Linked DNA regions of Homo sapiens: region 2 is linked to region 1. The links are chromatin loops, found by intact Hi-C in ENCODE. Cell type or tissue: CD14-positive monocyte. All regions are shown on one strand. Each heading gives the region's core, and the rest is flanking DNA. Links, peaks and the distances in the headings are about the cores only.

Region 1 (12,548 bases), core at 4,549-12,548:
GCCTGGGCGCAGAACTTTGTTGAAAGGGTATTCCAGTGGTAAGATGAAAATAAATCCTGTGTCGTATATTTGCCCTATAGCAGAAGGAGGGTGGGGTTTAAGCTCAGGAATCACAGCCTAAAGCACAATAATTGTCTGGTTTCCTCAAAGGAGTTTGCAGTTTCACATACCGGAAGTGTAGAAAGGCTGAAAGGAGAAGGCGGGGCAAGGGCATGAGAGTTTCTTTCAATGATACTAGTATAAACTGTACGTGTCTGAGCTAATATTAACTAGAAATTTGTCTACTACACTTCTTTTTTTTTTTTTTTTTTTTTGAGACAGAGTTTCTCTCTTGTTGCCCAGGCTGGAGAGCAGTGGCGCGATCTCGGCTCACTGCAACCTCCGTTTCCCGGATTCAAGAGATTCTCCTGCCTCAGCCTCCCGAGTAGCTGGGATTACAGGCATGCACCACCATGCCCAGCTAATTTTTTTTTGTATTTTTAGTAGGGACAGAGTTTCGCCATGTTGGTCTGGCTGGTCTTGAACTTCCAACCTCAAGTAATCCGCCTGCCTCGGCCTCCCAAAGTCCTGGGATTACAGGCGCAAGCCACTGCGCCCAGCCTACTATACTTCTTTTAAGTCTTAAGTATATGAAATACTAACTCTGACATCCAGTATTTGTCTTTAATATTATGTCATTTCAATTGTATATAAATATAGCTATTATCTATTGAAAGCTTTATTAGAGATTATATTTTGGAGTGTATCTCTTTTTAGTAAAGCACAGTATGAAAGACTTAGAAATAAAGTGTATGGACAAATTTGATAATGCTTGACAAAAAAAGAAGGCTCTGCATTTTAATGAGTTTTCAATTAAAGCAGAACCAACTTTCTTTTTCCCCAGTGAGAACATACCTGTGAATAGAACCACCTTTTAAAGTGCACTTGCATTCTGACACTTGTAAGTGTAATATTTTAAATTATTTTTCAGGTCTTTATGGCTTTTTAGTGTAAAATATAAATATTTCAAGAATGTGTTAACACAAATGTGTTTTTTATTTCTGATTTACTCATTGTACTTCAAGACACTAAAATAACCCCCAATATGAAGTAAATAAAAAACATAAATTGAGACAATATAAATATTGTTTTGTACACAATATGGCAGAAAAACTTCTTTTGTTCTCTTTGTCAAATGAAGGAGTGGTTTTATTTGATTAGAAATGTTTTTAATGTGTAAGTATAATTACTAATATATTTTTAATGGAAACTATCATCTTAGATTTCTCAATTTTATTTTGAAAAATTGTCTCCGTTATGTTTGGTAACTGGCATTATTCCTGAAGTATATGAGGATAAATACTATTGTGTTGTCTCAGTTTCCTTACAGCAGTGAATCTTTCAGAGAAGGTGAAATGGCTTTAGACAGCCCAGATTAGAATAAGTAATCCTTATTTATTGTCTAGCAAGAATGTTTTTGAATGTGCTTACCTTATGTATCCTAGGCAGAGAGCTATCATCTCCTCAGAGAGTTTGCATTTATGTATACACGAAATAGATGTGCCTAAGTGAGAGTCAACATAGCCAATCCAGAGGCTGATTGATATTCTGTTGGTCAAAGCTTTGGGATATTGTCAATTCCCAGACTCTTGTCCTGCTTTCAGACAGCCTCTCACTGTGGGAACTGCACCTTCCTCCAGCCCTGTGCCCTCTGGTCAAGGAGTCCAAAATCTCTGTGGGTAAATAATTGACTCCTGTTTAAGAGCCATGGAAGTCACTTATCAAGGAACAGCTTTTTTTCCCCCTTTCCCCCACCAATTTCGGGAACCTTTTTCAGTAACTGTGGCCCCAAGACGGCAGAAGGCAATTTACCAGTAAAGATGCAGGAGCTTCTGTTACCTCATAGTGTCCACTCTGCTGTGGGCAGGTTATAACCCACTCCAGATCTGGCACAGAGAGAGAAACTTTTATAAAAATTGCTTAAAGTCAATAATCTTTTCTTCAGTCTCATTATGCGCCCCCATTGTTAACCATGGAGCACCGAGGTCTGCATTGACACCACAAGACTCTGGAGCACCACCCAGAGTACGTGGTGACACCCCGAGACATGTGGTGATGCCCCATGCTTCATACAGGCACCCAGGTCTAATGATTCACCAAGGCCCATATTGTCATCTCTGGGTGGCTTGCCCTGGGACTAACACTGAGTCTTTGAGGATCCCAAATTACCTAAATTTTATATATGGCAAGGTGGGGTTTTTAACGGGGAAAAGTTAAAAAAGCAAATTAGTTAAGGTAACCCAAAGGAACAGGAAGATAGTCAGTAATGTTTCCCCTGAGTCAGTGTCAGCTCCCTGAAGGAGGATAGAGTAGGAGGTAGAATAAAATGTTTTCGGGCATATTTGCATTTATTTTAATTCTCTGACCCTTTAGGCTGCTTGTGGTTAATAGGCTTCTTTAGCTCTAGGCCTCTGTGTCATTAATTTGACATCAGTCTTCAATCTAGCATCTGTTCTGGGGCCTCTGTGCCACTAAAAATGATAAACATATCAAATCAGGAAGAGCAATCCCATCAAATATATTTTTAAACATGAAATATTTAGAAATCGATGCCATTTATAAGCATATAATATTCTGGTTCCTGGTGTATATATTTTCTTGTTTATAGTATTAGGAAATCTGATTCAAAGAGTCTGAGGACTGAAGTATCACTTGAGAAAATAGAATTTAAGATTGCAAGTTCCAGGCTAGACTCTGCTCTACCAGGGCACAGGTCTTTGGTTCATGTTGTATCCCAAGTACCTAGGGCGTCCTGGTACACAAAGGGTGCTCAATAAATACTTCTTTAGGCTGGGCGCAGTGGCTCACATGTATAATCCCATCACTTTGGGAGGCCGAGGTGGGTGGATCACTTGAGTTCAGGAATTCGAAACCAGCCTGGCCAACATGGTAAAACCTTTTCTCTACTAAAAATACAAAAATTAGCTAGGCATGGTGGCGCACACCTGTAGTCCCAGCTACTTGGGAGGCTGAGGCAGGAGAATCGCTTGAACCCAAGAGGTGGGGTTGAGATTGGGCCACTGCACTCCAGCCTGGGCAACAGAGCAAGAGTTCGTCTCAAAACAAAACAAAACAAAACAAAACACTTCTTTATTGAATAAAAGCAAAAATTGACACCAGAAGTCATTTGAAGGTGACATACTGATTGTTTTTCCTAACATTTTATTATTAACTTTTCAAATATACAAAAAACTTGAAAATGTTTCATAATGAACACTCCTATACTTGCCACTTAGGGTCTACCATTAACATTTTACTATACTTGCTCTATCATACATCTATCCATCTACCCATCTTTCTATCCATCCATTAGTTCATCTTATTTTTAAATGTATTTCCAAGTAAATTGCAGACATCAATACTCTTCTCCCTAAATATTGCTGCTGACCATTTTATTGTTGACAGTGGTTTCTTGCACTTTCTTCATATTCTTAACCACATTGATAGCATTCTGATGTCTGCTATTATTGGAAAATCCCCTTTGAGCTATCTGTAGACAAAACTTATTTGCAAAAATGAGTCAGGATATAGTTTCGGGACCTCAGTTTTAATATGAAAATCAACTAAAAGTCAAGCATGCTAGTTATCTATTGCTAAGTAACTCTAAAACTTTGCTTCAAACAATAATAAATTAAACTTTTATTACTTCTCACAGTCTTTGTGGGTGAAGAATTGGGAACAATATGGTTGGGCATTTCTGATTTGGAGTCTCACGAGGTTGCAATCAAGATATCAGCTAGGGCTGCAGTCATCTGAAGGCTTCATCAGGGCTAACACATTCTGTGAGGCAGCTCATTCACTAGGCTGACACGTGGTTGTTGGTGGTTGGTGGGAGGCCCTGGTTCCTCCCAATGTGGGCCTCTCCACAGACTTCTTTAGTGTCCTTACCACACCACTCTGGCTTCCTCCAGAGTGAGTGATCCAAGCGAGAAAGAGAGACAACAGGGAAGAAGGTATTCTTTTTCTGACATAGCCTAATTCTAGGATTTGGAAGGAAATCACTAAGTCTGGGGAATTAGGCTTCACCTTTTGAAGGGACTAAAGTCAGAGAATTTTTGGACATATTTTAAAATTACCACATCAAAGTGTGTGTGTGTGTGTGTGTGTGTAGTGTGTGTGTCTGAAATGATTTTAATAAGAATATCCACCTGAGGGATTGTTGTGAATTAAAATGATATAGTGCAGGTAAACTGCTCAGTATGGCTCTGGTCTGCTAATGCTAGAAGGTAGGACTTCTATTGTTATTATTATTATTATTATTATTATTATTATTATTATTATTATTTTGAGACAAATTCTCGCTCTGTTGCCCAGGCTGGAGTGCAGTGGCACGATCTCGGCTCACTGCAACCTCCATGTTCAAGCGATTCTCCTGCCTCAGCCTCCCGGAGTAGCTGGGACTACAGGCGCATGCCACCACACCTGGGTGATTTTTGTAGTTTTAGTAGAGATGGGGTTTCACCATGTTGGCCAGGCTGGTCTCAAACTCCTGACCTCAGGTGATCTGCCTGCCTTGGTCTCCCAAAGTGCTGGGATTACAGGTGTGAGTTAACGTGCCTGGGAAGGATTTCTGTTATTAATAGTAGTAGTAGAAGTAGCAGCATCATCATCCCTACCAAGACTATGACACATATGCGCAAGATGCATTAGGAGAATGCATCTCAGAAAACAGGTTGAGAGAATATAGCAAGAAACAAATTTTGTGCAGAAGAGCCTTTCATCAGCTGACTGCCTCAAATAGGGTGAGCGTGGAAAAGAAGGTTGAAGGATGTTAGATATTCTGACCTGCAATAACTGTTAGGGAGGATGAATTTGCACTTGGAATAGGAAATGGCAAGGTGACTCCTGCTGAGGGAGAGCAGTGGGCTATGTGTCCCCCATTCCAGGAGCCCTGTGATGTAACTGGAGAGCAAACTGCAGGAAGTTAAAAGAGGGAAAACAAATTAACTCTGATGCCTGGGAGGGGCAAATTTTCAACATCGCAGTTACTTTTGATAATACTGTGTATTTACTTTTTTTATTCTAACTTGCAATTAAAACATTTTTGAGGTAAAATAATGAGACCTTGATGTGTGATCTCTTTTTCCCCCCAGCTACCTCTGAACAGTGCAGATGAGATTTATGAGCTACGTGTAACCGGACGTACCCAGGATGAGATTTTATTCTCTAATAGTACCCGCTTATCATTTGAGACCAAGAGAATATCTGTCTTCATTCAAACAGACAAGGCCTTATACAAGCCAAAGCAAGAAGTGAAGTTTCGCATTGTTACACTCTTCTCAGATTTTAAGCCTTACAAAACCTCTTTAAACATTCTCATTAAGGTAAGTGCCAGACAGAAATGAAGCAAGGAATTCTAGCCATCTTACTAAACCCCTCTGGGAAGTTCTGCTTGTGTTACTGACACTGGAATATTTTAGAATTCACCTAAGATAAGCTTCCCTCCCAACATGGAACTCCTCTAATAGGAAAGAAGGTGGTGCATGCACTGGGTTAAGAGCTCAGCCTCTAGAGTCAACCTGCTTGAGTTCCAGGCCTGGGGTCTTCATTGATTTATACAGTTGTCAAACATTTATTAAACTTCTGTGTTCCAGGCACAGCGATAGGGCAGTGAACAGAAGAGATTAAGTCCCTGCTGACACTGAGTTTATTTTTCAGTGGGTAGTAGGAGACAGACATAATAAATAAACATACAAATATATATTTATAAAGGGACAGATATGTATGTATTTGTGTGTGTGTATGAGAGAGAAAAAGGGAGTGAGAGACAGAGAGTTTGTGTTTGCTATTTTCTTTCTTTCTTTTTTTTTTTTGAGATGGAGTTTCACTCTTGTTGCCCAGGCTGGAGTGCAATGGCACGATCTTGGCTCACTGCAACCTCCGCCTCCTTGGTTCAAGCGATTCTCCTGCCTCAGCCTCCTGAGTAGCTGGGATTATAGGCATGTGCCACCACGTCTGCCTAAATTTGAATTTTTAGTAGAGACGGGGTTTCACCATGTTGGTCAGGCTGACCTCGTGATCCACCCACCTCAGCCTCCCAAAGATGCTGGGATTATAGGCGTGAGCCACTGCGCCCAGCATGTTTGTTGCTTTCTCTAGGGTTGTCTGGGAAGACTGATTTGAGCAGAGAGCCAAAGGCAGTAAAAGAAAATAAGCCCATACAGAGGGGGAAGCACATGGAAAGGCCCTGAGGGGGAGCTTGTTTGGCGCATTGGAGGAACAACAAGCTGGCAGTGTGCTGGAGCCCCGGGGCGAGGGGACAGGTGCTAGGACATGAGGTCCTATACAAGTAGGTGGGTTAGGGTGGGGCTCATGCAGGGCCTTATTGGCCATGATAGGGACTTTGAAACTTATGCTAAGTGAAGTGAGAATTCACTGGAGAATTCTGAGGCAAGACTTGATGTAATCTAACTTAACATCTTAAAAGGATCACTGTCAGCTCTAAGAAGAATAGATGCTAGATGCTAGCTGTGTGATCCTGGGTAAATTTATTAACCTTCTAGAACCTCAGTTTCCTTATCTAGAAAATATGTAATAATAAAACCTCAAAAGGTTTTTATGAGGCTTAAGTGAGATAATTCAAGTAAACCATTTAGAACTGTGTCTGGCACATAGTACATGCTCACTAAACGTTAGCCATTATTATTATTTTAGGAACCCCTTTTGAAAGGTAGTAGTTTTGTCTCTGCTGCTTAATACTCTGATGATTTGGAGGCACTGTGGTTAGCACACTGAGTGCTTTCCTGTGAGAATCAAGTTGAAGACAACTGAGATCCAGCTGGGCCTGGTTTTCTGTATTTAAACGGAGAAGAACACTGGACATTTGATCATTACTTGGAAATAGGGTGACTAACATCCCAGTCTGCCTGGGATGCCTCTGATTTTAAAACTGAAAAGTCTCTGGTCCTGGGAACCTCCTTAGTCTCAGGACATTGGTTACTCCAGATATTCTAATGAATAACATAGTGTGGAAGGTAAAGTAGGCCTTTTAGTTTGGTATCTTCCTATTCTTAGTTTATTTGTTGTTATAAATTAAAACAACAAAACCCAATCAAATAAACATGTATACATTTAACTTTGAGCCAAGATATATTTGTAGCCAGTATCACATTTGTTGCCATGGTGTTCAATGCATATTGCTTGAATTGAACTAGCATTATTTCAGAGTTTGCCTTTGGTATGTAATGGAATGTTTATAAAGCAGGTTGACATAGTGAATAGTATTTCTAAATTCATGTCACCCCCCTGAGCAGAGTTGAACTGACTCCATTCATACCATCTTTCATCATTTATCCACATATATGGAGAGCTTACTGTATGTCAGAAAGGATGTGTACAATAGATGGTTTAATAAATGTCTGGCTATCTCTGGGTGTTTACATTCAATGCTTCCTTCTACTGCAGGCAAATAAAAGTTAGCACTGCATAAATTGCCTGTTCTAGACATCAACCCAGAACTAACCCTGCTGGTTCTGGATAATTAGTCTGTGCATTTTCATAGTTCTGCCTGTCTACTCTGCTCTAGTATCTTCCTTTGAATCTTTGATTTGCAGATTCTTTGGGCTCTTCTGTGCAGTTTGGGACTTAGCAGACCACGTTTGGCTTTCTGGAAAGGGCTCAGAGAGACTTTCCTCTTATTAGCTCTGGTACTGATATGACTCTCTTGGCCAGGGGAGGGGAGTTTAAACTAAAATTCTACCTGGAACCCAAAGTGTTTTGGAACTATGAGTGAGGGGTGGCCATGCTCCTGTCTCTGTACCTGGGAAGTGATGCTCAAATGTGGACTTAGGTCTAGCTGCCTTCCTCCTTGTAACTTGCAGAGGCCAGGTGGGAGCAGTAATGTGAACTCTTTCAGCTGAAAACAGACATTTGGGCCAGGTTTACAAGTCTATGATATTTTCTACATCTTTCAGTGTGGAATAATTGGTGTCTTGGCAAAACTTTTCAGAACAAATTGGGACTTAGCCTGAACTGGAGCCCCTGACTGAGACAGTTGTACTCCTTGGCACAGCACCACCTGCAGGCTGATGTGGAGAAGTGCACCTGAGAGTTAACGGGGCCCATCTTGCCCAGCTAGAAATGGCTGCAGGATGTAGCTAAGATACTGACTGTCACAGCACCTTCAGGGTGTTCATTGTTGTTCTTGGGGACTGCAGGCCATCTTTGGGTGTTATTCATTTTGCATGCCCCAATAACTGGTCTTCTCAGGAGGGAAAGGAGCTTCGAGGCCTTTTGGCAGTAGAAAAAACATAACCTATGTCTCCCACGCTTCTGGCCTCCTCTAGCCAATTTGGCCTGACACAATGGAATTGAGTGCCTCTGACACTGCGATGGCAGCTGGCATGGCTGGCTTCTGCTCTGACCTCTCCATCCAGAAGTTGTTGGTGCTAGTACGGGTGAATGATCTTGTAGGGGAACAGGTGTTATTGGCTTGGGGGTATATCCTGTTATTGTGCCCTGACACTCAGTTTTGGAGCAGTGGTGGCTAACTCAGAACCTGACCGCTGGCCAGGTGAAGAAGCTACCTTATTTGAGTGATTTGAATTCTCTAATTCTACAGGCTGGACAGACATGTTATTCACACATAATCCAGAAATAGTCCTCACAGACATATTCTCCAGCCAGGGAGCTTACTGCTTGAGACAATCAGGTACTGTGTGCTGTGTTGAGGCATCTCAGAGATCCAGAGCGATCTAAAGGTGACTCGAAGGGCATGTGGGGCCACTATTCCAGGATCTCTGGCCTGCAGCTTTTCTGGCTGTGACGGGGGTATTGCTCATACTGTACATGGCTGTGTCGTAGCAGCAGATGGCCGCATGCAAATGCTGGGCTCCGCTGTGACATCACCATGCTTGGCTGGTTCAAATCCTGATGTGTCTTGTAGACTTCTGGTGTTTCTGCATTCTCTCCCTCTGCCTTATTGGTAACAGTTAGACCTAGGTCCAAGACAGGCTTGGGAAAGCAGAGGAATTATCTCATTCTCCCCCAACCCTCCAGATCCCCCAGGTACAAAGCCATCAATGAGGTCAGTTCAGACTTCATTGTCCAGGAGAAATGTATGCCCTCACTACCATAATGTTTCAGTAGAATATGGACATTCCATTTTCCTACACTTCAGGTAACACCAAGAATTATTGTTATTATTATTTTTATCTTTGTCAGACTGACAGAAGAAACACAATATTGTTTTCATTTGTATTTCCTTAATTACTAGACAGCATATATTTATTGGCTATTTGTATTTCTTCCTTTGTTCCTGAGCCTTTGAACTTCATAGCCCTCCCATGCGTCATGCTGTGGCAGGCACAGTAGGGCCAACTGCCCATTACAATGCCTGGCCCAGGAGTTTACCAAGGATACAGTGACCTGCTTGTTCTTGACTTGCTTTTGGTCTCTGGTTTTCACAATTGGTTTCTGGCTTATTAGACTGCTTTCTGCACAGTTCTCAGCATTGTACTTACCCCTAACTGTCATATCTCCACTCTGGGAGAGAGGTTTCTTCTGTTCTAATAACTGGCCCCACTCACTACTTCTAGGCAAAGTTTAGAGGATAAGTCTAAGGGAAAATATTCAACCCCTGCTCTCAGTCACAGTCTAGTTGGGAATAATAAAATATAGATTTTTGGCAAAATAAAATATGTAAAATAAACATATTTTACTGCCTTTAACAAAAATATGTATTCAAGAGAGATAAACTCCAGATATACTAGGGACTTTCCAGGAAGAAGTCACCTCTGCCTATTGGAGGCATGTATAGGAGGCAAGAAACTGAAACTGATTTCACCAGTGGACAAGGAAGGGAGGGATTTCCATGCAGCAGTTGCAGAGACCTACATGCATGGGCTTTTTGGGAATAAACTGCAAACAAATCCGTATGTTTGGAGGAAGATGAGCCTAGAAATGTAGATGGAGTAGTATTAGTAAGGGCCTTGTAAACTAGGCAAAGGAGTGTAGACTTCCTGTAGGCAAACAAAAGCCATGGGTACCTAGTGGTCTAGTATAATCATCATATACTATAATTAGGGACTATAAAAAGTGTATAGCCACTGCTTTTTATATGCCAGGGACTGTGCCAAGTATTTCAACCACTGTAACTCATTCTCAGATTTGCGTTTCAGATGGATCACACTGTTGGCAGTGGGGAAGATGTATTGTAGAGGGCAAGACTAGAGGGGGAAGATTAGTTGCATTAGTTAGAAAATAGGACATGGTGGCTGGATGTGAGGATGGAAAGAAGGAGACAAATTAGAGATATATTAACCTAACAAAGTTAAAATGTCAGGAAATGTGAGAGAGGAATCTAGGATGACTGCTGGAATGGCTTGGATAAATGTTGCATGAAGGGATTGTTGTTTGGGAGGTTATAGGAAGAATGAAGTGTTTTCCATGTATATCCGTGATTAAACATCTCTCTAATATGCTTTTGTTGAGTTAAAAGGCAGACATGAGTTTGGATTCTGAATTTCATCATGCACTGGTGCTGTAATATTGAGTCATGCCAGTCACTTGAATGCGTACCTCCCTCTCCAGGCATCAGTTTTCTCAACTATAAAGTGAGGATAACCATGTCCTAAAGGAGAATTGTAATGATTAGAGATAAGGCAGAGTGCCTGACACATATTGGGCCTTTAATAAATGGGGCCTGTTATCTCTACAGTTAAATTTTCTTTTAACACTACTACCACCACCGCCGCCACCAGGGGTTTGGTGACGTACATGTTGTAGTGTTTCATGTAGAAGGAAATAGGGTGCCAGGAATTAAAAGGTGGAGCAGAATCAAGATGAACTTGGGAGAAATATGAGAAAAGAATAAACTTTGATTTGTCTTCTTTAGAAATATAGAGCCTACGTTTTCCAAAATGTTCATGCAGCATTCATCCAAGCCATTCCAGCAGTCATCCTAGATTCCTCTCTCACATTTCCAGACCTTTTAACTTTGTTAGGTTAATATATCTCTAATGTGTCTCCTTCTTTCCATCCTCACATCCTGCCATCCAGCCATATTTGTGCCGTATTTTGGAGTAAAGTTCTGGACCTGGGTGGGAATGCTGCAAGGCATTATTCCTAACCTGATAGGATACACATGCACATGGGCAGCCTCTACATACTTACATGTCTGGTTTTCATTTTAGGACCCCAAATCAAATTTGATCCAACAGTGGTTGTCACAACAAAGTGATCTTGGAGTCATTTCCAAAACTTTTCAGCTATCTTCCCATCCAATACTTGGTGACTGGTCTATTCAAGTTCAAGTGAATGTGAGTATAAATATATTTTTTGGGGGGAATGTTAAAGTGATTTAATTAGGTCAGGTGGGGGAAAATCTCCAAAGTCATTTATACAATGAAGAGAAAAAAATTAATGTGAACATTTAGACAATTTAAACGGTTTATTTTTAATTTATGATGTTTATCAAGGGTTTATTTAGCTTTCATTCTAACATATTAGAATTTTCATAACTGTTGTCTTTTTCTATGATATGATGTTTAAAGGTTAAAACATTTTGACATTTTAGTACACAATGTTTACTTATTTGTTTCATGCATTATTTTAAAACTAAGTAATGAACACATAGCTATTATTTGGCAAATTTTATGCCTTAGAATAATGACTCCTAATGAGTGATTAGATTAACCTACTTTTATCTTTGTTTTAAGAAACAGTGACTTAAATAGCTACACCGACTGCTATTCCCCAATCCTTTTTCCCTAGCTTCTACACCTATTGCCTTTACTTGCTGCCAACTTGTATAGCTCTGAAATCTAAATGGAGGGCATTAAATGGCATATAAATCTAAATGGGGGGCATTCATTGGAATGAATGAGACATAAACACAATGGGATGGAAACAATTTTAAAAAGCAATGAGACTTAACTGTTTTATGTGATATAAATTGGTCATTTAGTATATAACATGTAAACCTTTATATTTTTCTATATTTATGTGACATATAAACATATAAGATATAATCAACTTTTTCTGTATCTAAAGGGGAAGATATGTAATATGAAATGCATGAAATTGTAGCTTATTCTAAGCATTGTTGCTGAGCCTTGAGTAGGTGGGACTCGTGTGTGAATTGACCTGTATGAATGAGAACAGTGCTGGAGGCACAATGGACTCTCAATATTTGCTTCATGGCCACCCTGCATCTTTATGGGTGTTTGTATGATGTGTTTACCAATATTATTCTTTTTAAGGTAGCAGAAGCTCTACCGAATGAATGTATGATGTGGTTTTAAAGAACATTTGAGGCAATATTATGAAAGGGGCTCATACTGTTAGAGAACAATGTAATGCATAACCATTAAAGTCATGGACAATTTTCAGTGAGGTCTTTGCTTATTTCCTTACTTATAACAGTGTAATAATAACCACTGTTATAAATGGCAGCCTAGAGCAGGATGTGATGAGTTCTAGGGGAAGTGGAATTCTTTATATCTGAGCTTGTAGAGAAAGTGGAAAGAGTAGGCATTTGTGAAACTTAGAAAATAGGGAAAAATTTGTGT
Region 2 (12,548 bases), core at 1,448-9,447, 58 kb before region 1:
CTTAGCCATTGTGATGTCAAGAGAGGCAGACCTGATACAATACTTTTTGTGGAGAAGAGCCTCAGTGAGTTAATAAGGAAATGATAATGCCTTTTATGGGGACAACAGGGTTGCTTTTGTTTTTCCTGGAAAAAAATCATGGGTGGACTGTGGGGAGGACTTTTACCTAAAGGAGAAGAGATGTTCATAGTAAAGCCAGAAACTAAGGTTATTGATATGGTTTGGCTCTGTGTCCCCATCCAAATCTCATCTTGTAGCTCCCATAATTCCCACGTGTTGTGTGAAGGATCTGGTGAGAGATAATTGAATCACAGGGGTGGATCTTTCCTGTGCTGTTCTAGTGATAGTGAATGAGTCTCATGAGATCTGATGGTTTTAAAAGCGAGAGTTACCCTGCACAAGCTCTCTTCTCTTGTCTGCTGCCATGTGAGACATGCCTTTCACCTTCTGCCATGATTATGAGGCTTCTCTAGCCACTTGGAGCTGTTAAGTCCAATAAACCTCTTTCTTTTGTAAACTGCCCAGTCTCAGGTATGTCTTTATCAGCAGTGTGAAAATGGACTAATACAATTATTAACTTCTTAATAACTCTGTGGCAACAGTGCTTGCAAGCTAAAACTCACATGAAAAGAATATACCTGCCACTGCTTTGGTCCAATGTAAGAAGAAGCAAAAGAAAATGAATACTCAGTGCCTGGTATGTGTCAGACACCATAGTAAGCAGTTACACATGTTATTTAACTCTCTAGCGTCCAGTGTTTGGTATCTTAATTTTTTTTTTTTTTTTGAGACAGAGTCTTGCTCTGTTGCCCAGGCTGGAGTGCAGTGGCGCAATCTTGGCTCACTGCACCCTCCGCCTCCTGGGTTCAAGCGATTCTCCTGCCTCAGCCTCCTGAGTAGTTGGGATTACAGGCACGCACCACCAAGCTTGGCTCATTTTTGTATTTTTAGTAGAGACGGGGCCTCTCCATGTTGATCAGGCTGGTCTCAAACTCTTGACCTTGTGATCTGCCCGCCTCAGCCTCCCAAAGTGCTGGGATTACAGGCGTGAGCCATCACGCCTGGCCTAAAAAAAGAAATTTAACTGAAATAGAGATGGAGTCTCGCTATGTTGCTCAGGGTGATCTTGAACTTGTTGGCTCAAGAGATCTGCCAGCCTCAGCCTCCCAAAGTGCTGAAATTACAGGCGTGAGCCATGGCACCTAGCCATGTTTGGTATCTTTATTCTCATTATGTAGTTGAGAAAATCTGACATCAGAGAGAGTAACCTGCTTAAGCACAGGGGTTAGAATGTATGTCAGGCTTACTCCAAATCCCCTGCTTTTTCCATGCTGAGTTCCAGTAGATCATTTATGTATTCCTCATGCACAGGGAGGTACAAGATGGTAGAATGGGAGATAGATGGAACAAATTTGGCAAAATAGTCTGTAGTAGTTGATTAACCTATTCTTTACCTAGTGTAGATTTGAAATTTTTCATAATGAAAAGGTTTTTTAAGGAATATACTGTTTTTAAAGGATTGTGTGGATCTGTTTCCTCATGACAGTAGGGTATAAGAAACGGAATTAGAATGTTGTCTAGGTTTCCAAATCACCACCTGTTGCACAACAATGAAGAGGGACAGGGTGGGGATGACTGGGTTTTAACTATGTAATAATTGGAATTCCTTTTGAAGCCTTGTGTTGTATTGGCCATTGAATCCAAAGGTAGGATAATTTCCTTAAAACTTTATCATAACATTCAATTTATACATTCCCATGCCTAAGTAATCAGAAATAAACCAATGAGAAACAATGACTCTGAGACAGAACTGAAGCTATCATTTAAAGTCCCTTCAAGCCTGGACAACATGGTGAAACCCTGCCTGTACTAAAAATACAAAAAATTAGCCAGGGCGCACGCCTATAGTCTCAGCTACTCGGGAGGCTGAGGTGGGATGATGGTTTGAGCCCTAGAGGCAGAAGTTGCGTGAGTCCAGATAGTGCCACTGCAGTGAGCCTGGGCGGAAAAAAAAGGAAGTCTATCCCTTCTAAGCTTTATAAAGTCATGATAGCTTTAATTTCCTTAAACCAGCGTCATAACATTTAATTCACTCATTCCTGTGCCTAAATAATCAGAAACTGTCAACAATGAAAACACCCACTGAGACTTAATTGAAACTATAGAAATAATGTTGGCCGACTGAGCTTTCCCAGAATAGTTGGAATCATACAGTATGTAGTCTTTTCAGATTGGCTTCTTTCATTATCAATAAGCATTTAAGGTTCCTTCATATTGTTTCATTGTTTGATAGCCATTTCTTTATTTTCTTTTTCTTTTTCTTTTTGAGACAGAGTCTTGCTCTGTCACCCAAGCTGGAGTGCAGTGGCACCATCTTGGCTCACTGCAACCTCCTCTTCCTGGGTTCAAGCAATTCTTCTGCTTCAGCTTCCTGAGCAGCTGGGATTACAGGCGTTTGCCACCACAACCGGCTAATTTTTGTATTTTTAGTAGAGATGGGGTTTCACCATGTTGACCAGGCTGGTCTCAAATTCCTGACCTCAGGTGATCTGCTTGTCTCGGCCTCCCAAAGTGCTGGGATTACAAGTGTGAGCCTGGGGTGACAGTTTTTGTATAATTTGATTTTATGTTAACTGATGGGATAAAAAAAATGTCTGGCCAATAAAGAGTTAAAGCTAGTCAAGGTCTACTAAGCAGTGCCTATTTCTTTTTTTCTTTCCTTTTCTTTTTCTTTTTTCTTTTTTTTTTTGAGATAGAGTCTCTGTCTGTCTCCTAGGCTGGAGTGCAATGGCATGATCTCCGCACACTGCAGCCTCCTGCGGGGTTTCCCCACGTTGGCCAGGCTGGTCTCAAACTTCTGACCTCAAATGATCTACCCACCTCGACCTCGCAAAGTGCTGGGATTACAGACGTGAGCCACTTGAGGTCAGGAGACTAGCCTGGTGAACATGGTGAAACCCCGTCTCTGCTAAAAATACAAAAAATTAGGCCGGGTGGCACGGTGGTGGCTCATGCCAGCACTTTGGGAGGCCGAGGCAGATGGATCACGATGTCAGGAGTTCGAGACCAGCCTGACCAACATGGTGAAACCTTGCCTCCATTAAAAATACAAAAATTAGCCGGGCATGATGGCGTGTGCCTGTAATCCCAGCTACGCAGGAGGCTGAGGCAGGAGAATCATTTGAACCTGGGAGGCAGAGGCTGCAGTGAGCAAAGGTTGCACCACTGCACTCCAGCCTGAGTGACAGAACGAGACTCCATCTAAAAAAGAAAAAAAAAAAAAAAAAATATATATATATATATATATATATATATTAGCCAGGCGTGGTTGCACATGCCTGTAATCCCAGTTACTCCGGAGGCTAAGGAAGGAGAATAGCTTGAACCCAGGAGGCGAGGCTTGAACCCAGGAGGAATAGCTTGAACCCAGTGAGCCGAGATTGCATCACTGCACTCCAGCCTGGGTGACAAAGTGAGACTCTATTTCAAATAAATAAATAAATAAATAAATAAATAAATAAATAAATAAATAAAACAAAAACTAGCCAGGCACAGTAGTGCTCACCTGTAATCCCAGCTACTCAGGAGGCTGAGGTGGGAGAATCACTTAAACCTTGAAGGCCAAGGTTGCAGTGAGCCAAGATGATGTCACTGCACGCCAACCTGGGCAACAGAGTGAGACCCTGTCTCAAGAAAAAAATAAAAGAATTACTTTTTTGGCTGGGCGCGGTGGCTCATGCCTGTAATTTCAGCACTTTGAGAGGCCAAGGCAGGCAGATCACCTGAGGTCAAGAGTTCGAGACCAGCCTGGCCAACATGGTAAAACTTCATCTCTACTCAAAATACAAATAAATTAGACAGGTGTGGTGGCGCACACCTGTAATCCCAGCTAGTAGGGAGGCTGAGGCAGGAGAATAGCTTGAACCTGGGAGGCAGAGGTTGCAGTGATCTGAGATTGTGCCACTGCACTCCAGCCTGGGCAACAGAGCAAGACTCCATCTGAAAAAAAAATTACTTAAAAAAAAATTTTTTTTTTTTTTACAGTTAGGAGCATCTTTTCATAGTTTTATCAATAACTGTATTACCATTGTCACACTGTGCTAAGGTCTGAATGTTTATGTCCTTCCACCCACTACCCCAAATTCGTATGTTGAAACCTAATCACCAATGTGATGGTATTAGGAGGTGGAGGCTTTGGGAGGTGATTAGGTCATGAGGGCAGAGGCCTCATGAATGAGATTAGTGCCCTCATAAAAGAGGCCCCAAGAGAACTGCCTTGCCCCTTCTATCATGTGAAGACACAGCAAGAAAGTATTATCTATGAACTAGGAAAAGGGTCCTTACCAGACACTGAACCCACCAGCTCCTTGATCTTCCAGCCTCCAGAACTGTAAGAAATAAATTTCTGTGTTTATGTCTATTTTGTTACAGCAGCCTGAATGGACTAAGAAACATTGTTACAGACATATCTTTTTTTTTTTTTTTTTGAAATGGAGTCTCACTCTGTCACCCAGGCTAGAGTGCGGTGGTGTGATCTTGGCTCACTACAACCTCGATCTCCTGGGCTCAAGCAATTCTCCTCTCTCAGCCTCCCAAGTAGCTGGGATTACAAGTGTGCATCACCTTGCCCAGCTAATTTTTGTATTTTTTATAGAGACAGGGTTTCACCATGTTGGCCAGGTTGGTCTCATACTCCTGACCTCAAATGATCTGTCTGCCTCAGTGTCCCAAAATGCAGGGATTACAGGCTACAGGGGTGAGCCACAGAGCCTGGCCAGAAATATCATATATATATATATATATATATATATAAAATATGTGTATATATATAATATGTATATATATATACACACACACACACAATTTATATATATATATATATCAAATTTTTAAATTTTAAATATATAAAGATGGGGTCTCGCTATATTGATCAGGCTGGTTTTGAGTTCCTGGCCTCAAGCGATCCTCCTATCTCGGCTTGCCAAAGTGTTGGGATTACAGGTGCAAGCCACTGCTGCTGGCTTGTAACAGAAATATCTGTTCTCTTTCCCTTGATTTTACCCAGTAATCATTAACTCTGAGACACGAGAGAAGGATGAGGCTATATGGGGTTCCTGTGTTATCTCCAATAATATGTTGCATCAACTTCCTTGACCACTAGGTGGCAGGCTGGTGCAGAATGGCAGCTGCTAGGGAAACTGGACAGTGTTCTGACTGACTTCTATGGACACCAGCATGATGATGACCAGCTGCAGCAGGCTTTTCCTGTATTCAGAATGTAAAATGTAGATGAACTCAAGTGTCTGTCACCTTATGGACCTTCAGCCCCAATGACTATTCTTCATTTCTGCTTTAGACCTTCATACACAAAAAACTAAGTGTCTTATTGAGGAAAATTATTATCTTACTGTTATTCCAGGTGTCCTTAGAGAGACATCTGGAATGTACAGGGGTCACAGTCTAAAATTTTGAGTCACTTCTGAAAACCCATATAAACATGTAACGAAGATTAAAAAACAAAACAAAACAAACAAAACACCATAGAACCCAGAAGTGGTGATGGGAATTGTAAAGAAAGTATTAACTACGGTCCCTGGAGAGACACTGCAGCCCAATAGAATTATCTCCACTTTTCACTGTTTATGAGAAGTCAAAGGTTTCAGGCTGAATTGGCTTTCAGGGATCCTTCCCTGGTAAGGATCCAGATCTTTTATCTTTTACTTTACTCTTTTCTCCTTTGTAATGTTATTACTTCCAGTATTGGGAGGGGAAGGCCAGTATCTTAACCAAAATAAAGAAACTTTTGCTCTCAAGCTTTTTATATTGAACAAATTCTATTTTGGAGACTGACAAATTGATCTGCCATAAATGACCTCCATGGGAGTGACGTTGTTGTCTGGTTGAGCTACTGCCTCTGGTTCTTGAATCTTCCCAGACTCTCTCCTTCCCTCTCTCCTTCCACCCCAGCTCTTGTCTTTCATGGCCTGACTTCTGGTTCCAGTGCTAGCCTGTCCCCCTGAGGTGAGCTATTTTATATCCTTGCTCAGTATTCCAAGGTTGCCTTGTTAGTCCTGTTGCTGTGTTATTGATGAGGCTCTACGGCTGGCACCTGAACTTCTTACTTATACTACACTTCTATTTTGAGACTCTTAGTGCTATTCACACTCAAGGCAATTCACTTTTACTTTTTTTTCATTTCCCTGTGGTTTCTTTATGGAAACAAATTAATAGAAAATTCAAGAGGACCATGTGTGGTGGCTCATGCCTGTAATCCTAGCGCTTTGAGAAGCCGAGGCAGGCAGATTGCTTGAGCTCAGGAGTTTGAGACCAGCCCGGGCAATATGGTGAAACCCTGTCTCTACTAAAAATACAAAAAATTAGCCAGGCATGGTGGCTCATGCCTTTAGTCCCAGCTACTTGGGAGGCTAAGGTGGGAGGATGGCTTAAGCCCAGGAGTTTGAAGCTATAGTGAGCCGTGATTGTGCCACTGCACTCCAGCCTGGGTGACAAAGCAAGACCCTGTCTCAAAAAAAAAAAAAAAAAAAGAAAAAGAAAGGAAGAAAATTCAAAAGACTTTACAGACATACTTTTAGAACTTATAAGATTTCAATAGGGTTGTTGAATACAAGCCCAACATGCAAAAAATCTTGTATATCACCAATAACCCATCAGGTAATGAAATAAAATAAAATACACCATTTACAAGAACATTAGGCATATAAATCTGACATAGGGTACGTAGACATTTATGGAGTAAAGTACAAAATATTATTGTAGTACACAAAAACATAAATATGGAACTATACCATGCTCATTCAATTTCATAAAGGTGTTGATTCTAAGTTAATCTACAAGTTAAATGGAAACATGATGGCAATAAAAATGCTGCCACACTTTTTCCTCTGAAACTAGACAGACTAAAATTCAAATGGAGGAGTAACAGTCTAAGAACAGTCAAAAACAATTCTGAAAAAGAACTAAGGGAGGAGCTTTGCCTATTAGATATCAAAACCTAACACAAAATTATATTAATTAAAGCATGAGGTGTTTGGCCCAGTGATACACGAACAGATCAATGGAAGAGAAATGAGAACTCGGAAATAGACGGAAGGATACACAGCAAATTGATATACATGTAGTACATTAGTTATCTCTTTCTGTGAGTGATAGAAAACTCAAAGTCGCAATGGCTTAAACAAGATAGATTTTTATTTCTCTCACAAGAAGTCCAGAGGAGGGTGGGGGAGTGGTGGCTATGCCTGTAATCCCAGCACTTTGGGAGGCCGAGGCGGGCAGATCACTTGAGCTCAGGAGTTTGAGACCAATCTGGGCAACATGGTGAAATTACAAAATTAGCTGGGTGTAATAGCATGCACCTGTGGTCTTAGCTACTTGGGAGGCTGAGGTGGGAGGATTGCTTGAGCCCAGGAGGCAGAGGTTGCAGTGAGCTGAGATTGCCCCACTGCACTCCAGCCTGGGTGACACAGGCAGACCCTGTTTTTTTTTTTAAAGGATTGATAAAGGATTCAGCCCAAGATCTGGAGGCAGGTAATTTAAGAAAGTAAAGCCAAGACCACAAACCCAGAGATATGAGTGAATTCGTGATTCATTTCTATTTGGTTTGTTTCCATTTCAAGCCATTTTTATATTTCTACAATGACTATTTTCTAAATATATTACATACAGATTTATGTAATTATATTATTTTTTTAAAAAAAAAAAAGAAAAAGAAAAAGAAAAAAGAAGTCCGGAGGAGTCAGGTGTGATGTCTTACACCTGTAATCCCAACGCTTTGGGATTTGGGAGGCTGAGGTACAATTGCTTCAGCTCAGTAGTTCAAGACCAGCCTGGGTAACACAGTGAGACCTTGTCTCTACTAAAAATAAAAAAAGTTATCCAGGTGTGGTGGCATGTAGTCCCTGTGGGGAGGCTGAGGTGGGAGGATCACTTGAGCCCAGGAGTTCGAGGCTGCAGCGAACTATGATCCAGGCATTACACTCCAGCCTGAGTGACAGAGCAAGACACTTCAAAAAGAAAAAACAAAACAAAAAAAAAGAATTCCAGAGGAGTCAGGGACTTAGACTTCTATTACTGGGCATGGCCTCTTTTTCTTTTTTTTTTTTTTTTGAGCTGGAGTTTCACTCTTGTTGCCCAGGCTGGAATGCAATGGTGCAATCTTGACTCACTCCAACCTCTACCTCCCAGTTCAAACGATTCTCCTGCCTCAGCCTCTCGAGTAGCTGGGATTACAGGTGCGTGCCACCACACCCAGCTAATTTTTGTATTTTTAGTAGAGACGGGGTTTCGCCATGTTGACCAGGCTGGTCTTGAACTCCTGACGTCATGTGATCCCCCTGCCTCGGTCTCCCAAAGTGCTGGGATTACAGGCATGAGCCACCGCGCCCGGCCATCATGGCCTCCTTTTCTAAAGTCAAACTACTGGTTCCAGATGGCTGCTCCAGCTCCAGCCACCATGTCTGTATTCCACTAGAAGGAAAGAGGGAAAGAAAGGGAAATGACATGCCTCCGCCCTTTGGGGACATTTCCCAAAGGATGCACACACTATTTTCACTAACAACTCCATGGCCACACCCAGCTGCAAGTACGACTGGGAAATGTAGTTAATTTTGGGTGCCCATGTTTCAAGCTAAAAATTCTTTTACTATTTTTAGAGCTGAGCCTGGCAGGGTGACCAGAAGTGAAAATGTGGCAAGTGTGTGTGAACAACGCAGGCTCAGGGTGAGTCTTGAAGTGGGGACTGCATGGCAAGGCAAGTCCAGCCAGGATGGATGAGATAATGTCAGAACTGAGTCTAACAAAGTATATTTTGCTTGTAGAATGTCATGTGAAATGTAAAGGAATCACCATTGTTAATATAAATTTTGGAGAAAAAAGTTATATTCCAAAAGGTTTTAGAGCCCACTTCTAAAGGTTTCTGCCGTTTACAATTAAAACGTCCCTAATCCTGTACCCTTGGATAATTAAAAAAAAAAGTTTAATATTTTATCAAGCAGGGAAAGGCAGCATTTTATATTTCAGTACTAGCAACAATAGAGAAAACAAATGAGAAAAAAATAGAGAAAACAAATGAGAGAAAAATCATAGATGTTTTTCTTTTCTTTTCTGTTTTTTTTTGTTTTTTGTTTTTTTTGAGATGGAGTTTCCCTTTGTTGTCTAGGCTGGAGTGCAGCGGCACGATCTCGACTCACTGCAACCTCCGCCTCCTGGGTTCAAGTGATTCTTGTGCCTCAGCCTTTGAGTAGCTGGGATTATAGGCACGAGCCACCATGCCCAGCTAATTTTTGTGTTTTTAGTAGAGATGGGGTTTCACCATGTTGGCCAGGCTAGTCTCGAACTCCTGACCTCAGGTGATCTGCCTCCCTTGGCCTCCCAAAATGCTGGGATTACAGGCGTGTGTGACTACACCCGGGTATAGATGTTTTTCAGTGTTGTTTTTGGTGAACCATGTTTTACGTGGAAAGTTTATCATAGTGTTTTGTTTTAGAGGAAAATAAAACTATATGTGGCTGATAAAGGATTCAGCCCAAGATCTGGAGGCAGGTAACTTAAGAATGTAAAGCCAAGACCACAAACCCAGAGATATGAGTGAATTCGTGATTCATTTCTATTTGGTTTGTTTCCATTTCAAGCCATTTTTATATTTCTACAATGTCTATTTCCTAACTATATTACATACAGATTTATGTAATTATATTATTTTTTATTCTTTTTCTTTATACAATTCTTTTTGAAGAAATCTGAATTGCTAGAAGTTCAGGCAAACACATTTTTGCATAAGGAGGTAAATATAATCTTATAACAGCCATTGAAGCTTGATTGATGATACCTTTGACTAAAATATGCCAGTGTAAGGGTGTGGCATACTTAAAAATATTTAAGAGTGGGTGGAGAAATTGCCCCTAAGCCAAGACAGCTTAACCTTGATAGAAATAATTGACCTCAAGGGTGTGTTCGTTGTATTTTGTGGGGGCAGACAGGATGTGAAAAATGAGCTTTTGTGTTCTGGATGAGCAGTGAAAGGGCAGTGGCTGAAGAGAGAGCTTTGAGGCAATGGTAGACTCTCCACGTAGCTGGCCAATCTTGCCCAAAGAGAGACTCCTGCAGGGGAAAGGTCCATGCCTGAAAGTCTGGCACTTAGTCAGGACTTCCTTCCTGCAAAGAGGTGGATTGATGGGGAAGAGGGCATTTGGCCCAGTCCAGGGCTGCTACAACTGCTTAATTGTGCACTTAGTGATCCAGTGCTTTCTACCTCTCATTCCAATCTTCCCTTCTTGGGTGTCGTTTGTCTTCTGAGTTTCAAAGCACGGCGCCTGGGTTCTGGGCAGGACAAAAGTGGAAGAGCCAAAGACTGGTTCCCTTGAGGTGTTGTCTCCATTCAGGAAGAGAATGCTTTCTCTTCAGTCTTCATTTTACATCTCCTTATCCAGGATTACCATACATGGACACGTCTAGCTGGATTGAGCCTAGAAATTTGCCTATTTTTGCTTTCCAGACTCTGGCAAAGGAATACACAGCACAGGAAAGGAATGGATAGCTTTTCAGTGGCCCATCTGCAGTGCTCCCTCGTAAGACAAGTTGGTAGTTACATAGAAAGTGTCTGAAAACCAAAAGTCCATTTAAATCCATGGCTTTGTTCTATTCTCTCTCTTTTTTACCCCAGTGATATTGAGGTGAAATTGACAAAATTTTATATATTTAAGGTATACAATGTGATATATGTGATGTTTGATATACATATACATTGTGGAATAATTACCACAGACAAGCTAATTATAATATCCATCACCTTACAGTTACCATTTGTGTGTGTGTGTGTGTGTGTGTGTGTGTGTGTGTGTATGTGGTGAGACATTTAAGATCCACTCTTTAAGCATATTTCAAGAATACAATATGGTATTATTGTATTAGTCTGTTTTCACGCTGCTGATAAAGACACACCAAGACTGGGTAATTTATACAGGAAAAAGTGTTCCGTGTGACTGGGGAGGTCTCACAATCACGGTGGAAGGCAAGGAGAAACAAGTCATGTCTTACATGGATGGCAGCAGGCAAAGAGAGAGCTTGTGTAGGGAAACTTCCCCCACTTTTTTTTTTTTGAAATGGAGTTTCGCTTTTGTCACCCAGGCTGGAGTGCAATGGTACAATCTGGGCTCACTACAACTTCCGCCTTCTGGGTTCAAGTGATTCTCCTGTCTCAGACTCCTGAGTAGCTGGGATTACAGGTGCACACCACCACACCTGGCTAATTTTTATATTTTTAGTAGAGATGGGGTTTCACCATGTTGGCCAGGCTGAGGTCAAACTCCTGACCTCAGGTGATCTGCCCACCTTAGCCTCCCAAAGTGCTGGGATTACAGGTCTGAGCCACCGCACCTGGCTGGAAATTCCGATTTTAAAAACCATTAGATCTCATGAGACTTATTCACTATCATGAGAACAGCATGGGAAAGATCCCCCCTGCCATGATTCAATTACCTCCTACCAGGACTCTCCCACAACATGTGGGAATTCAAGATGAGGTATGGTTTGGGACACAGCAAAACCATATCATTCCACCCCGGCCCCTCCCAAATCTCATTTCAAAACCAGTCATGCCTTCCCAACAGTCCCCTAAAGTCTTAACTCACTTCAGCATTAACTCAAAAGTCCGCAGTCCCAAGTCTCATATGAGATGAAGCAAGTCCCTTCTGCCTCTGAACCTGTAAAATCAAAAGCAGGTTAGTTGCTTCCTAGATACAATGGAGGTACAGGCATTGGGTAAATACAGCCATTCCAAATTGGAGAAATTGGCCAAAACAAAGGGGCTACACGTCCCATGCAAGTCCAAAATCTAGTGGGGCAGTCAAATCTTAAAAGTTCAGAATGATTTCCTTTGACTCCATGTCTCACATCCAGGTCATGCTGATGAAAGAGGTGGGTTCCCATGGTCTTGGGCAGTTCCGCTCCTGTGGCTTTGCAGGGTACAGCCTTCCTCTTGGCTGCTTTCACTGGATGATGTTGAGTGTCTGCAGCTTTTCCAGGCACACAGTGCAAGCTGTGGGTGGATCTACCATTCTGGGGTCTGGAGGACGTGGCCCTCTTCTCACAGCTCCACTAGGCAGTGACCCAGTAGGGAATCTGTGTGGGGGCTCCCATCCCCCATTTCCCTTCAGAGGTTCTTGCCCTAGCAGAGGTTCTCCATGAGGACACTACCCCTACAGCAAACTTCTGCCTGGGCATCCAGGCATTTTTATACATCTTCTGAAATCTTTCCCAAGCCTTAATTCTTGACTTCTGTGCACCTGCAGGCTGAACACCACATGGAAGCTGCCAAGGCTGAGGCTTGCACCCTCTGAAACCACGGCCCGAGCTCTACATTGGCCCCTTTTAGCCACTGCTAGAGTGGCTGGGACACAGGGCACCAAGTCCCTAGGCTGCACACAGCACAGGGACCCTGGGCCCAGCCCATGAAATCACTTTTTCCTCCTAAGCTTCCAGGCCTGTGATGGGAGGGGCTGCTGCAAAGTTCTCTGACATGCCCTGGAGAC

Evidence for each region. A loop is a pair of places that touch in the nucleus more often than their neighbours do. Peaks named below come from ENCODE experiments on the same cell type or tissue, not always from the same donor. Only the 100,000 strongest peaks of a DNase experiment are listed, where the experiment ranks them.
Region 2: it touches region 1 in a loop (5-fold over the local background); 98 of 110 quality-filtered maps call a loop at or near these places.

What each region holds. Positions count from the first base shown.
Region 1 is chr6:73,725,212-73,737,759 of GRCh38, forward strand. CD109 (CD109 molecule) reads left to right here. Exons shown (of 33, transcript NM_133493.5): 4 at 5,133-5,363; 5 at 11,172-11,297. Among named protein-coding and RNA genes, the nearest start is that of CD109, 35 kb to the left of the region's middle. In CD14-positive monocyte, for the core only: CTCF peaks have their summits at 8,068 (motif pointing left) and 8,270; a DNase peak (open chromatin) is centred at 8,070; H3K27ac peaks cover 825 bases.
Region 2 is chr6:73,670,503-73,683,050 of GRCh38, forward strand. It overlaps a transcript of CD109 not described here. Among named protein-coding and RNA genes, the nearest start is that of CD109-AS1, 19 kb to the right of the region's middle. RefSeq lists an enhancer at 4,964-5,258 and a silencer at 4,964-5,258. In CD14-positive monocyte, for the core only: CTCF peaks have their summits at 5,161 (motif pointing right) and 5,361; DNase peaks (open chromatin) are centred at 1,609, 1,989 and 5,179; H3K4me3 peaks cover 615 bases; H3K27ac peaks cover 721 bases.